Regions from separate parts of the Homo sapiens genome. Here region 2 is linked to region 1. A link is a loop called in an ENCODE intact Hi-C map of the cell type or tissue named here. Cell type or tissue: Calu3. All regions are shown on one strand. Links, peaks and the distances in the headings refer to the core of each region. The heading gives the core; the rest is flanking DNA.

What was found. Hi-C counts contacts between places; a loop is a spot of excess contacts. Peaks named below come from ENCODE experiments on the same cell type or tissue, not always from the same donor. Only the 100,000 strongest peaks of a DNase experiment are listed, where the experiment ranks them.
Region 2: a loop joins it to region 1, with 3 times the contacts of the local background. A loop is called at or near these places in 1 of 110 quality-filtered maps.

Annotation. Positions count from the first base shown.
Region 1 is chr6:167,847,214-167,852,213 of GRCh38, reverse strand. The region is part of intron 1 of AFDN (afadin, adherens junction formation factor); the gene reads right to left. Among named protein-coding and RNA genes, the nearest start is that of AFDN, 23 kb to the right of the region's middle. In Calu3, for the core only: no CTCF peak of the experiment used is centred there; a DNase peak (open chromatin) is centred at 2,153.
Region 2 is chr6:167,544,882-167,550,632 of GRCh38, reverse strand. LOC105378129 (a long non-coding RNA gene) reads right to left here and starts at 2,992. Exons shown (of 3, transcript XR_943268.2): 1 at 2,676-2,992; 2 at 306-351. In Calu3, for the core only: no CTCF peak of the experiment used is centred there; a DNase peak (open chromatin) is centred at 3,452.

The sequences.
Region 1 (5,000 bases), core at 1-5,000:
AGAGATATAGGGAATCTCAGTATGGACCGAATAACAGATAATAACAAAGAATTCTGGCTAATTTTGTTAATGAGATTATTGCATGATGGTTGAATTTTTGTTAGATGCACACTGAAGTAGGGAAGAAATAACATGACGGGTTTTAGGATCTGCTTTAAAAAACAGTGCACCTAAAAACAACAAAATTAAGAACGACAAACTGAAAATTGTGAAGTCTAGGGAATGAGTTTCATTTGTGTTTGAAAATTTTCACGCTAAAAAATGTGTAATATGAAAATAATTCAGTTATAATTACCAACTATTAAGTGCAAAATAAAGTAAACCTGTTTTTTTTAAAAATGCGCTACAAAAACTCAAGAACTTTGGTTCTGAAAATGGATAATGAATTATTTAACATCAGAAGCCAAACATAGCTTGCTTACACTCAACAAGCAACAGGTGTGTCATACAAAAAGCAAGTGAGGCAGAGCCTTGGAAACAGCCAGACATTGGGTAAAATCCCACTTAATTTTACTTTCACTTAATACCCACATGAATCTGTGCCAAACACTTGAGTTCTCTCAAGTTCCCTGTCTATAAAGTGGAGGGGCTACTATTTCACAGGGTTTGGTGGTTACTAACTGATTCACACTATATAAAGGAACCTGCCACATATGAGGCACTTGATAAATATTACTTCCTGTCTACAAATTCTCAACTGCCTACACTTACACAAGAACTAGTTGAAAAGGTGGGTGTGCATAGAGGCGAACAACACATTGGGACCCACTGGAGGGTGGAGGGTGGAAGAAGAAATAAGATCAGAAAAAAATATCTAATGGATACTAGGCTTAATACCTGGTTGATAAAATAATCAGTACAACAAACTCCTATGATATACATTTACCTAGGTAACAAACCTGCATACCCTGCAGATGTCCCCTGACCCTAAAAGTTAAAAAAAGAAAGGTGTGTGTTTGTGTTTATGTGTATGTGTATAAAAAACCTATCTCTAGCAAAACTAAATACAAAAGCAAAAAATAACAGAGTATATATTAAAGATCTGTATATATGACGTGAAAAATGAAAACCATCAAACTTTGTAGAAAAAATAGAATGGCACTATACATATTTCAAATTCTATTGTTGAAATTAGCTGGGCATGGTGGTGGGTGCCTGTAACCCCAGCAGGAGGTTGAGGCAGGAGAATCGCTTGAATGCAGGAGGCAGGAGAATCGCCTGAATGCAGGAGGCAGAAGAATCGCTTGCAGGAGGCAGAGGTTGCAATGAGCCGAGATCGGCTCCAGCTATGGGCAACAGAGCAAGACTTTGTCACACACACACACACACACAATAAAAAATTATATTGTTGAAATACAATTTCTGAGAGTTGAAATCATTTCCAGTGATATAACTGATCTACCCAAATCAACCTATACACAAAATTATAAAATGTTTTGGTGTCTACAGAAAATAACCATGTTCTTAAATTCAGCCTCAAAATTATAATACTGAAAGAAAACCCAAGAAAATGTTTTATAATCTTCATCTTGAATCTGCAACTAAGATTCTTCTTTAAGTATGTGAAATAATAAGAAGGTTCTAAATTTGAACGATGAAGATAATGTACCATACAAATTATATACATGAACATTGGTAGATCAGCATTTACTTGGATTTACAGTGAGTTTCACATTAAAGTAAACACTCAAACTATAGCAAATGATTCAAAGAAACTTCCTATAATCAAAGTGCTTCCATCTATCTTTTTATAGTACACTAAAAATTGAATTCACAGCACTCAACCTACTCCAATTAAGAAAAAAAAACTTAAAGCAACTTACCTAAACCTAAAATATCTTCAAAGTACTGCATTAGGAAACAAACACAAGCACATTTTAAAACACAGGCAGTTTTTTCAAGCCTCCACTATCTTAAGACCTTTCACATTTCACACAAAACACATCCATGAGCGAGAGGGGGGTTGGGACAGAGGTGAAAAGAACAAATGAGAAAGAAAATAATTTTGAGGTAGAGTAACATGACTATTACTGCCTTATAACTGGAATTTTACAAACTAAAACAATGTGTTGTTCTGGTTCAAGTATTTGACATTCTCTCCCTGGTATCATGAGTGATCTTGAACTGCATATTTGGTGCCAACCGGTACCTCCTGCCTACCCTTCCAGTTTCACTCTTTGCATTACCAAATGACTACAGCAGATTGGAATGTCACTTAGTACCAGGCATGAGAAAAACAAAAAGGTAAGCTGTGTAAATCAGCACACGGACTTCTGAAAGGAGGTCAAGCTGTTTAGGAGGATTCTTATCAGTAGTAACTTACAAAAGGAACCTAGAACCTCGACAGGAAAAGTGACACTAATGAAACCAGCTCACTGTTCAATTAAGTTTTCTTAATTAATTCTCTTTGCAAAACAGAATCATGGTGAAAAGAACCAATCAGTGAAGTAGATTCTCATTTAATTTTATGGAAACACTCTGTTCACTAGAATAATACTCTTAACTCCTGTTTTTGAGAATCTTCTATACTGTTAAATAAATATCCTAGGCTAACACATACACATATAGATTTCTAAAAAGTACATTCTGAAACAAATTCTTTAGGTAAGTAATGGAATACACAATAGGCATGAACTCAAAGACAGGGATACAGAATATGATAAGAATATGGTAAGATGTGTAAAGTTCCATGAAACAAAAACCTCAAAATCACTGATTGGGTTTTTATAACATTACACTGTTCAAAAAAATCTCATATAAGGATACTTTTGAAGAAGGTACTATCATTTCTAGCTATAATTGAACACAAAATAAGAAACGGCAACAAACAAGAATGCAGAGTCAACCTAGAACATACAATACTAAACCTAAACATGTTGCTGGAAATCTCTCCCCCCCCACAAGTTACATTACATGATACAAAGATAAACATATAAAATCAAGGGAAAGAAAAAACCCACAAATACTAATGATGACAATGCACTACAAATAACAACAGTATAAATGCCTGCCTTATGCTAAACATTGTGCTAATAAGTACTTTTTATGCGTTATCTACTCCAATTTTCACAACAACCCCATAAGGTAGGTATTATTACTGTTCCTGTCTTACAGATGAAGAAACGGGGCCTAAGGAAGATCAAGTAAGTGGACCATGTTCACAGAGCTAATACCAGTGGGCCAGAATTCATACTCTGGCAATTTTGAAACAAGTCACTTTCAACCACTATGCGGCACTGCGTCTCATCCTGCTGTATAAAAATAAGGGTGGAAAACACCCAGTTCCAGCAGTATGGCAGACTAAACAATCAGTAATCATTGTACTATACAATAATACAAAATGAACATTCTGTTTAATACACAGCTGAGTCTGTAAAAAAGAGAAATCCAATTAAAGGGAAGTAAAGGCTAGATGAACATATGAAAACATGCTCACCGACGGAAATCAGGGTAACAAATTGAAATTATTATTTCAAATACTTTAGAGCATATCAACAAATCTGAATATATTGAGGAGGGTGAAGACTGAAGTTTGGAATATAAATTGGTAGAACCATTTCCAAGATCAATTTTGCAGGACCTAAAAAATCTGAATCTAAATATTCCACTTCTAGGTATTCATCCTAAAAATTTTACATCAGTACAGAAGAAAACATGGACAAGACTGTTCATTAAATCCACATTTGTAACTGTGGAAAAGTATATACAATTTATTAATCTCTGGATAGGGACAGAGATAGAATACGGACAACAGAATAATGCAAAGCTGTTAAATAAACTATATCTACTCATATGAAGTTTCACGTCAGTAGTTTTCTTGGGGGAGGCAGAAAGGGAGAAAGAAAACCCTTTCGCTATGTCTGTAACTCTTAATTCCTTAAACTTTCTGGACACTATTTAACTAAAAGAAATGTAAATAATAGTAATATATCCTTTGCTGATGTGGGAATCAAATGAAATAAGAGACTGGTTGTAATGCCTGAATCACTGCTAGGCATGGAACATGTTGTCAAAGAAATGTGACCATGATAGTTACGAATAAACTCAAGCCAAGGTATTCAAAAAGCTTGCCATTTAGGGAGGAGCTCCTGTTTCACCAAAGTGCTACCCCCACAGTTTCACATAGGGTAAATCAACAAAGACTTCTAGGATACTTGAGCAAAGCCTAATTGTAGGGAAAGAACATTCTAAGCCCAGGGAACAAGTACTAAGATCCCAGGCAGAATCCTGGTTGGCATAACTGACAAATAGCAAGCAGGCCCCTTGTGGCTATAGCAGAATGAGAAAGTGAAAAAACGGTATTAGGAATAAGGTTTGTAGGTCAAGGTACACTGAGTGATTAAAAAAAAATTGGGGAGTCTGAATAGAAACATTACATTATTTAACTTAAGGTTTAGAAGTGTATGTCTGTGTAGGAAACAGACTGTAAGGGGGCAAAGGCAGACAAGGGAAATAAATTAAGACTAAGTAAGAGGTTACTGGAACAACCCAGGTGGGAGATATGAAGTTAGCCTGGATTAATTCAGTAGTAAGAAGCAAAGATGGTGAAAAGTGGTTAAATTATAAAAATATTTTGAAAGTAGAGCTGACAGAATCTGCTGCTAAGATTAGATATGATCATGGTCTGAGAGGAAGAAAGGAATCCAGAAGAATGCCAGGCTGTGGACATTAGCAATTGGTAAAGTGAGCTGCTGTTCACTAAGACTTAGGAGAGGGCTGAAGAAGAAGCAGATGAGAGTGCGGTGCCGATGAGAGTGCAGTGGTGGGAAATCAGAGTTTAGTTTTGGACAGGCTCACTTTGAGATGCCTAGAGTGCACCTAAATAGAGATATGAGGGACTGGCTATATGGGGCTGAAGTTCAGAACAAGGGCCAAACTTAGAGATGTAAATTTGGAATATATTAGCACTTAAAACCACAAAAATGAAATATTTCACCTAGGGAATAAGTGGAGAAAAGAGTGTGTATTGGGATCAGACCCTGAGGTCTGGGCAACAGGCC
Region 2 (5,751 bases), core at 334-5,333, 300 kb after region 1:
CTCAAACATTTGTCTGTGGACAGCGGCACTTGTGCCCGTGCAGGGCATGGGGGACAGAGATTGGTTGATCTGCGTGTCATCACCCTCATGGATCAGCACCGTCCCTCTCCAGCGACCTTTCTATCACCATCCATTCATTCGCTTATTTATTCATTCATTCTCTCATTTCACAAACACCCCATGAGCTCTCATCACGGTCAGTGGGACAGAGGTGGTCCCTGACTTTGGGGAGATGGTATCCCAGTGGCCCTTCCATTCCATCCAAGCCCTTTCTTTCCACGGAAGCACAGACACCCCTCTCTTACCTGCACTCTTTTCTTTAGGCAACTAAGCCTCAACATTTGAATCTATCTAAAAATAAAGAAGAAGAAATGGCATTTTATTAGAGATTTTTTAAAGATAAAAAGTAATCAAGCCTCTGAAGAAAAGACCATCCATCTCCCTGTGGCCTCGCCAGCCATCACGAAATGCTGTAATTTGGGGAGAGAAGATGCATTATACTGCATCTTAATATTAGAAAAACCCGCAGTCTTTGACTCAGCAGTCCCACTTTTAGGTTTCTATACTGCAGAATAAAAGCGTGAGTACATAGACACTAGAATACAAAGGTTTTCATTTTCAGAATTATAACACAAAAACGGAATTGACACGGATGTTCCTCAACAGCGGCAGAGGTGAAAAAATTATTGTAAGGTCCACTGTGGAATCTTTTGCATCTGTGAAAAGTAATGAATCAGTGACATCCAAATTAATATGGAGAGATGTTCATTATTCAGTGAAATAAAACAAGCTGCTGAGTAACATGTACTGTAGCATTTCATTTTTTTTTTTGTAAAAAGAACAATAATGGCACCCTGTACATCTGAGCAAAGATTAACCACGGAGGCTGCACCTCAGATTGGAAACATCGGTCACTACAGAGCTGGGATGTGAAGAAGGTTAGGAGGGACATTCCAAACGATTTTAGCACACAGACCTCTTTTTTTTTTTTTTTTTTTTTTTAACTTGTTCCAACCAACATGTATCACTTTCAAAAGGAAAAAAGAAAAGAAAAAAATCCAATGATTACCAGAAGTCAGTCACAATAGTAACAAGACAGAAAAAGACTCAAAGCACAGCCGCTCGTGGGACGTTTCAGTGGATGAGAGAGTCCCTGGCATGTTCTGTGCCGGGAGCTGGCAAATTTGCTGCATAATGGGCCGGAGAGCAGGCGTTCTGGGCTCTGTGGGCCACGTGGTCTCTGCCATACCACGAGAGCTGCCCTGTGTGATAGACCCATGAGCACAGCACGTGACAGGCAGTGGGGGCTGGGTTCAAATGAAACTATTTCTGGACACCAGAATTTAAATTTGGTATAATTTTTGTGTGTCACAAGATGCTATTTTTAAAAATTTTTTTCAATCTTTTAAACATGAGTCTATGGGCCATTCATGTTAGAAAGTCAAACAGAATCAGCACATTTCATTTTAGAAAAATACAACCCTCTCATCCCAATATGGATGGATGAAACCAGGAAAAAATATTTCATTAAGGGAAAAAAGTGCTTAACAAGGCCAGGAAATGCGGGAATAAAGAGATGCGGAATTCTGCACACGATGGGCTGTGTATGTCCCACTTTATAACATAGAAATAAAAACGTTTTTAAAAGTGTGAAAAAAAATTCTCAACTTGTGTCCGTTTAGAAAAACACCATGGGCTGGATGTGGCCGGGGGCTGTGGCTGCTGACCCTGGTTCCAGGGCCGCGTGGGTGAATGTGGGGGGTCCTTGCCCTCAGGAGCAGACAGGCAGTGGGGGGTTCTTGCCCTCAGGAGCAGACAGGCAGTGGCCTGGGGGAAGACAAACTCCTGCGGCCTCTCAGTCTTCATGGGCATCACCTCTGGCTACTCCCAGCCTGGGATTTGTGTCTAAAGCCAGGCTGCCCTGGCATGTGTGAAAGCTGACCAAGCCCAGAGGTTCCTCTCACCGGATGGCCGGCAGGAGGTTTCTGCAGGCCTGATGAGCCGCACAAACCAGGGTCAATTTTCTTGGGTGGGGGTGACTCACCGCCAGCATTCCTGGTTCCTGGACAACAGCAGGTCCACACAGCCACAACTTGGATAAGGACACACTTTCAAAGCAGTGGACTGACAAGCAATGCCAGGAAGAACTGGGCTTCCTTGCCACAATGTTGTATGTGGGGAGAAGAAAGATCCTAGCATCGTTTGAGGTTCAGAAAGATGGCTTGGTGGGCGTGGCAGCAGACTGGGCTGCAGGTGCAGACAACAGGGATGCCTGCAAACCACAGCTGAGCATTGGAAGGCCGCAGCCCTCCTTCCCCGCTAGAAGCAGGAGTCATGGAAAACTGACACAGCTGAAAGCCAAGTGCTTTCCTGGGCAGGCACCTGACCTGACTTTATTCAGACCCATGCTCTCTGATAACAGAGGGTCGAAAAATCATTCTTTTGCTCAGGACGTGTATTTTGCACAAATATCACTTTAAATAAATTTTTTACAACCTTTAATAGATCTCTGTTGACCCCACTCAAATTAAACATTATTAAAGATAAAGACAGCATTTGGGCCTTAACACGTGCCAGGCCACCAGGGACCAACAGGGAAGAAATGATCCACAAAAGCTACAAATGCCACAGAATCCACCAAAGCCACAGAAGCCACGAAAGCCACAAAAGCCTACCATCTGCTGCAGATGGAATCTGAAGTCACGTGGGCTTCGGAGGCACAGCTGTTTCCTGGCAATGCTGTTTCCTCAGGCGGTGGCCACATTCTTAAGGAAAACGTAGGCCTGCTTTCTCCCAAATCTACAGCTGCAGGCAACTTTAAGGCATTTTCGTTTGGACCAGAGCATTCTGTCTGTTGGGAACCTGTTTCAGTGAAATTTGTTCAGATTGTAATTTTTTAAACTGAAAAACAGAACAAAAACATAACAAAACAGAACTGCATAACTCAGATCTCATGAGCCATGGACTTGTCCTTTGGTTAAGAACCAGGTACAAGGAGTGACAAGGTGAGGAGGGAAGAGGGAGGAGAAGGGAGGGAGGAGAAATGGGATGAGGAGTAAGGAAGGAGGAGGGATGGGGTGAAGAAGGAGGAGAGATGGGGTGAAGAAGGAGGAGGGATGGGGTGAAGAGGGAGGAGGGAGAGAGACAAGGTGAGAAGGGAGGACAGGTAGTAGGGAGGGATGAAAGGAGAGAGGAAGGAGGAGAGAGGAGGAAGAGTGATGGGGTGAGGAGGGAGGAGGGACTGATTGAGGAGGGAGGAGGGGTGGGGTTGGGAGGGAGGGAGGAGGAAGAGGGATGGGGTAAGGAGGGAGGAGACAGGCAGGAGGAGGGAGGAGAGAGGTCGCATCGCTCCACTGCGCTGCTCATGTCCACCGACTCGGGGACTCCAGCCAGCCAGGCAGCTGCTGGGAAAGCCAGTGTGTCTGCCCTTTCACATGACTCAGAACACATCTGAAAACCAGCCAGCCGGTCTCTGACAGGGCATCAGAAAGTGCCACCTATGGAATCCCAGGTCGCCAGCTGCAGTTTGTCCCTCCGCTGCCAGCGCTTTGCAGTGTCCGTTTTCCCGCTCTCAGACGAGGACATGGTCGGGTCTGCCCCGCAGGCTGGGCGAATCCTCGCCGCCCGGCACACAACGCGTCCTGAGGGCTGTGGGTTCTTCTTGCGGCTTGCTTTGGTGCACCTGGCTAAATATTAACTGGGCTGGCATAGCGGAGAAGGGCTTGCGGTGTTTAATGAAGTGGACATTTATTCCTAAATTGTCAACCGGCTGCCTCCCGTCCTTCTGTTCCTGGCATGCTTGGGAGCTGAAAAGGAGAGCAGCTCTTGAGGTCGCTCCACCGGGCAGGGCTGGGCAGGACAGAGGCCCCGCCTGAAACTGAGCCACCATGAGGCCAGCTCTGGCAGGGGTGCGGGCCAAGGTAAGGGCTGGCCTGACCAGGGCGCCCAGCGGCTGGACCTGAGCCGGGGTCCCTTTCTCACCCATGCTCCATGTCCAGCCAGGGTCAGCAGGGGCTCTGCTCCAGGCAGTCACTCTGGGACCCAGGCTGTGGTGACTCAGTCTGGACTTGCTATTTATGGCATTATTTCTGTCCTGCCAGAGTTCAGTGTGAGCTTAGAAATTAGGGAGAAAGATTCATAGTAGGCAGCTGTTCAGCTCGGTGAGATTTTTCAGACACCTGCTTCCTCAGCTGTGCATCTAGTACCTTGAATCAGCAAATCAGCAACCAGCCTTCCCTATTAGAATCACATCATTCAACAGTTTGCTTTCAGTGGAGTCCATCCCAACTAAAGTAAGTGTTAGACAGGCCAGGTCCAGATGTGGGCCATGCAGACCTCAGGGCCTACAGGGCTGCCACCGGACTCCCGAGACTCCAAAGGATTTGTAAATGATTCCAAGCAACTTGTGCTTGGGGAAAGAAGAGGAGCTGCATGTCACATCTGGGCACCAACATTTAATTTTGGGATCCTTTAGATAGCAGGGAGAGTTGGTAAACTGATTTTTTTTTAAACAGGAAGCATTTGACAATCATTGGCAAACTTGGAGGAAAAGTTTGGGGCACATTGGATATGTCTTTAAAAAAAACCACCCTTTTAAACAGAAACATCTGCTATTCTAGTATTAAAGGCTTTGGAATTTGGGAGCTGGTGAGGGATGCACATGCTCGTGTCACCTCATATTCACACCTTAAGAACCAGAGACGTGACGGATTGCTTGACCTTATGCCCAATTCCAGAAGGCACTCAACATTGGCAGGTGTATTAAGAGAAAAAAAGTCCTCTTCCCATCTCTAGAAAGAAATTATCCGGGCATGCTGGGGCATACCAGCCATCTAGCTGCGTGACAGGTGGAAGCAGGAAGGTGGCTTGAGCCAGGAGTTCAGATCTGTAATAAGCGAGGATTGTGCCACTGCACTGCAGCCTGGGCAAACAAGACCTCTTCTCCAAAGACACGGTCCACTGACCAAAGACCCTCAGAGTGCCTGTGATGTCAGAATTAGTCAGGCACTAAAATTACCCGGCTTTTTTTCACTATTCTCAAGCAGGCGGTGGTGTTTCCACTGGTGCAAAATATGCACAAGGACATAGGAAGCTAAATGTCTTTATTTTATGTATTTATTTATTTTTGGGTTGGAGTCTCACTCAGTCGCCCAGGGTGGAGTGTAGTGGCCCGATCTCGGTTCACTGCAACCTCTGCCTCCCAGGTTCAAGCGATTCTCCTGCCTCAGGCTCCCAAGTAGCTGGGATTACAGGGGCCCACCACTGCACCCAGCTAATTTTTGTATTTTTAGTAGCGATGGGGTTGCACCATGTTGGCCAGGCTGGTCTTGAACTCCTGACCTCACGTGATCCACCCGCCTCGGCCTCCCAAAGTGCTGGGATTCCAGGCATGAGCCACCGCACCTGGCCTGCAGCTAAATGTCTTCAAAGAGTTCTATGTTTTGATTTCTAATGTATTTGTAATTCACCTAACCAATCATCTAGTCTAGTATATTAATGCATTTATGAATTGAAAGAAAGATGACAGTACAAAAAATTAAGCTTTTTGTCTTCTACAATCACCACTGCAGAAGAGAAGCAATGTAGTCAATGGTGTGCTAGATGTTAACGGTTTTCATCTTGAAGTGATACACACTTCTGCTCAAAGCACATCACACGGCCACATCAAACCTCATGAAGGGTGAAGTGCAGTCTCACGAGGGTGGAAGGAGAAGAAACGTTTGTTAACTGCCCTAATAACTTCCCACCAAT